Regions from separate parts of the Mus musculus genome. Here region 2 is linked to region 1. A link is a loop called in an ENCODE intact Hi-C map of the cell type or tissue named here. Cell type or tissue: heart. All regions are shown on one strand.

Region 1 (2,500 bases):
AGAGTAGCAAGAGATTGAAAAGGACAAACACGTTGAGAAAAAAATGCCAATTAATCTTTAAGAGACTTGAGCCAACAGTAAATAAAAAATCTTATAGGAAAATAAACAGATAACCCAACTGGAAGCCAGACTGCAGACTAGAAAACACTCTGCAAAGGCAGCATAGAGAGCCAATGAACACACGAAAAACTGCTCAGGTTATTAGACACTAGAGAAATGCAACCAAGATCCCAATAGATGCCTCTTTATCACAAGCAGAATGGCTGTCAGCAATATGAGCAGTTGTGAAAGTCAGGGGTGCTGGAGCCTAGATCCCATGACAGCATGAAATGTGGTAAAATCACTGTAGAAAATATAATTGAGGCCGTCATGATACGACCTTGGAGTTCAACTCTAAGGCATGTATTAAATGAAACGTTCATAGCATTAGTCAAAAGCCCCAAAGTAGAAACAGCTCAGAGCTCATCTGCTCGATGGAGAAATACACAGTGTCTGTCTACTGTGGATGCTACTCAGCAGAACTACACTGCAGACTGATGCTACATGCCAATAAACCTGTCGAATTTGGTAACAGGACTCAGAAAAGACAGGACTACATAGTTCCACTCATCTAATAGACCTGGACCAGAGGGAGAGGGCAGAGTGCTGACCAGTGGTTACATTTCTGGAAAGGATGAGACTGTTCTGGAAGTAGATAGTGGTGACTGCAGCATGCTCCACGAACACTCTAAACTCCATGGGGTTGTCTAAGTCAAAGTCCAATTATGAGACATGTGACTTTTTCCAAATAAAGCTCTATCTACTCAAATGGAGGCATTTCATACAAACACATTTCACTCTCTGTTGAAACTGAAGCACTAGTGGAAGGTGTGGCTCAATGGTCGAGCTTCCTAGCATGCAGAATGTGCACTCCTCCACACTGCACACAGACACCAAGCTTGGGACATAGGTGGCAGGACTGAAGGGTGCAATACTCCCACTCCCAGTGGGGGCAGTACACAGAGCACAAGGGTGCAGTACCTCCTACTCCCAGTGGGGGCAGTACACAGAGCACAAGGGTGCAGTACCTCCTACTCCCAGTGGGGGCAGTACATAGAGCAGACCTCAGTGACACCCTAGGGAATCCTCATAGCTTCAAAAACTTTTAAAATAGCAAGTGAACTTCCAGTCCTTGACTGCTTTAGCCCCAGTGAACTACAGAACAATATAGAATTGCCACTCTGTTCAATGGCAAGAATCACACTGAAGATTTAGTGCCCTGATGGCTTTCTACTGTGTTAAGTGGTCAAAATAATATGTTAAGGATTCTAAACTTTTCCAGCCACTTCATGTCATTGACATTTGTTATCTAGAGTGAACATCTGTTGTGTCCATTTGCTGCATTCCAGTGTTTAGGGATGAGGCCCATAACTTATCTTATGTGATTGTGCATGGTGTCAGCACAGTACATGCGACCAGGATCTAGCCAAGATCACCAAGCATATGACCCAGGAAGGAGCAGCGTCCTTCAGCAGGGTGTGACTTGTGGGCCAGCCTATGCTCTCCTTTTTGGAGCCCACCCATATCTTGAGGATGTGGTCTATGGCTGATTTCACCCCTTTATGAGGAGGGGGTTGGCCTAAAATTGAAACCAAGAAACAGAAAAAAGAGTTGGAGGAGCCACTATCTATGCCAATCTCATCATGGCCTCCTGAATTCACACACTGTGTAATCTGATCGAAGAGTCATCCTTGAACATAATCTCTTCATTAGGTAATTCCCCAGACACATTCTTAGCCCATAGTTGTTTAGTCCCATGGATCTTCTATAAATGACTTCAGCCAGCAGACTCATTCAGAAACAGCACTGATCCATTTTCTCTGGTGTCCTTGGGAGGAACACCTGGCCCAGAGGTGGAAGAGATGCGGCAGCTGCTGTGCTTCCCGTTTGGTTCCTTTCTGTTAAGGACCATGGAAAATCCTGGGTGACTTTCATCTTGCGTTCAGCATGTTATCAATATCCTTTTCTCCCTCTGAATCTTGATCTGGCATCCAGCTGAAAAGAAGCATGCATGCATTTAACCACATCTGGAATAATAAGCACAGCTCTGGTAAGGGTCGTCAGTAACTTTATGAAAGAAGAAACTCGGCTGAGCATGTGGCTAATGCTACAGCCAGGTAAAGCACCTGTAAGCCTTTGTAAAAATACATAAATTATCTATTTTTCTATACTATACTATACATTGAATCCAAGGCCATACATATGTTAGGCAGGCACTCAACCGCTGAGCTACATTCTGTCCTTTTCATATACTTTTTTGATAAGGTCTCACGAAGCTGTCCAGGCTGGCCTTGAATTTACTCTATAGCCCAAGAAGGCCTTAAATCTATTGTGTTCCTGCCTCAGTCTCTTTAGATAGCTGGCATCACTCTGTACCACTGGGTCTGACTAAGAGATCTATTTTCAAAACAAAATCTTCAAACGTGAGAGTCGCATTAGGATGGTGTACAGGGTCTTCCCT
Region 2 (2,500 bases), 450 kb after region 1:
GAAGCAGACTACTAATTTAGGAGCCCTACTAAGGGCAACACAATGTGGGGCTATTTTGATAACTAGCAAAATTCCTACAATGACGAATGGAAAAGTATCCCTTCCCACCCTCATAATACCATCCAGCTGAAGACTGATCTCATCAAAGTTGCAGTAACAGACAGGAGTCCTGTCTGTGGTGCAGCTAATTTATATACCCTGAATTAACTCTGCTCATTTACTGCGTTAGCAGTACCAGGAGGCAAGGCTGGAGAGGCTTCCATTCTAACTGAAGGAGGAGAGACTGGTTTCTGTGGAAGAGCGAGGAATGACCACAAATTCTTTGGGCTCTGCTCATCAAGAAGTGGGTCCGTGATCTCATTCCTTAACTCTAGTCTGGCTTTGTTGTTCCTGGGGCCATAGGAATGCGGTTGAAGCGCTTCCAAGTGCCTTGAATCGAACCGCCCCAGCAGCTAGACAGCACCTCCTGAGTGTGAACAGACCATTTTGGACCACACAGTTTAGCCAACTCTTGCTGAAAGAAACCAGCATAGGAATCACCCAGCTCGTCTTTACATATTTTGGTAAGTGGACTTTGTCCTTTCAATGAATCTAGTTCTAAATGCATTGGCCTGAAGGAAATAACCTTAAAAATATTTGCTTCTATTTCAGGCTTAGCCACGACCTCCTGGGGGTGTGGCTTATCCAGGGGGCGAGCTTTACGGGGGCGTGGCCTCTTGAGGGCGGGTCTCTTGGGCGGGGCTGGGGAGGACTCCCCAGCAACTGCGTCTAGAGGGCTGAGTGTTCTGGGTTCCACGTGGGTTGATTGAGTTTTAATTTGCAGAAAAAGCTGCTGCGGGCGCGACCGGAAGTGGCAGGTGAGTGAAGCCGGAAGCAGTTCCAGTGAATTCTTTGCGGGTTGTGGAGGCACACGCTGAGCAGGAGTGGGTGCTGCGGAGAGCACGCGTGCGTCCCATGGGCCCCTCCTATTGGTTCTGAAAGCTCTGCAGATTACACCTGGTGCTCCGGACGTAATTTCATTATTGGGAACAGTTGATTTCTAATACGGCGTAGGGTAAACTAAACAAGACATTCAGTGCTAGTCGCGTGCCTGCTCCCGAAGAGTAAAGCTTGCTTAAAAGTTCGTAATCACTTCCAGGTTTGGATCGCGTTATTAGGAGGATAGCAAATAGTTTTGGTAAGGCCTTGTGAGGAAGGTAGGCCTGTAGTTAGGTCTTGCTTTACACTCTGTCAGGGAGAAGCATGTGTTGGCAGTTGCAGAAGTGTCTCCCAGAGCATGGAAGTAAGAGCCTCCTGAGGAAATAATTATAACACCAGTAATGAAGATGAAAGCAGAGAGCTGGGGGTGGATTGCTCGGCGGTACAGTTCAAACCTAGACTGAGTGAGTTCCATCCCTTGCTCAGCTAAAGCTGTTAAAATAGAGTGTAGTTGGGTATATCAACCACATCCTAGCCCAGGCGCCTACAGAGGAGTAGGTGGCCAACACAAAACAAACTCCACGGGCTTTTTTTTTTTTTTCTTTTTTGGTCTTGTCTCGTTGATCTTTTACTTATTTTGACTTTAGTTTTCATAGGTTTTGGTTTTTTAAAGAAAGAACATAAAGTTGGGTGGATAGGGAGGTGGTGGGATCTGAAAAAAACGGGGAGAGGAAGGAACGTGATCAAAATGCATTGTATAAAAAGTTTTTCATTTAAAAAAGTAAAATATGGGTGTGGGTCGCTATGCAAAGTAACACTGTAGAAACAGAATTCTACCAGGTTTTCAAAAGTTAGATTGTTTCATTTTGTCTGTCAGCTACAGTCTGTCTCAGAAGGTATGTCAGGCCTTCAACCCAGAGGCAGAGGCAAATAGATCTCTGTGAGCTCAAGGTCAGCCTGGTCTACAGAGGTAGTTTCAGGAGATCCAGGGCTACACACTCATCGTGTCTGAGGGTGGGGAGATTGTGTTCTGATAACTAAAATAATTTGTGATACGATACATAATAATCATTTAGTTTAACTCCTTAAAATGACTCACGTGTAACTATTTTAGTAGTCCTATTTAAACATGACTCACACAGATTTACAGTCTTTATTCTGGCAATGTGTCTCCCTTCCCTGTGACTCTTGTCACCTTTATGTAGTTCACTGATGAATCCCAACTGTCAAGGACAAAGCATGCCTTATAGTTACTGCAGACTCTGTCAGCCATTGGCTGGTTAATTGTGGACCATAGTTAATGTATCAAGGTAAACTCCAGTTTGACATATCTTTTAGGAATCCTTGTACACTTGAAAGAAGACATGTTAAACTGTCAAAAAAAAAAATGGATTGGAAGAGAAGACCTTGAAATCACAATTATTTAGGTTCATCTCATGTGCTCTTGAATTCAGTTAAAGGCAACTGGATCAGATAGAGATTAAACTACCGGTCTAAAGCTATTCAGTTAGTTGCAAAGCAAGCATTAAAATGTAAAAGCAACTATTTTACCTGAACCTCTATATATGTTAATAAGTGTGAC

What was found. Hi-C counts contacts between places; a loop is a spot of excess contacts. Peaks named below come from ENCODE experiments on the same cell type or tissue, not always from the same donor. Only the 100,000 strongest peaks of a DNase experiment are listed, where the experiment ranks them.
Region 2: a loop joins it to region 1, with 2.9 times the contacts of the local background. A loop is called at or near these places in 7 of 42 quality-filtered maps.

Annotation. Positions count from the first base shown.
Region 1 is chr1:37,418,594-37,421,093 of GRCm38, forward strand. It overlaps Coa5 (cytochrome C oxidase assembly factor 5), which reads right to left. Exons shown (of 3, transcript NM_198006.4): 3 at 1-2,034. The coding sequence ends at 1,993. Among named protein-coding and RNA genes, the nearest start is that of Coa5, 10 kb to the right of the region's middle. In heart, a CTCF peak has its summit at 1,036; a DNase peak (open chromatin) is centred at 968.
Region 2 is chr1:37,871,469-37,873,968 of GRCm38, forward strand. It overlaps Lipt1 (lipoyltransferase 1), which reads left to right and starts at 751. Exons shown (of 2, transcript NM_001037918.4): 1 at 751-857. In heart, a CTCF peak has its summit at 942; DNase peaks (open chromatin) are centred at 433 and 753; H3K4me3 peaks cover 1,740 bases; H3K27ac peaks cover 1,357 bases.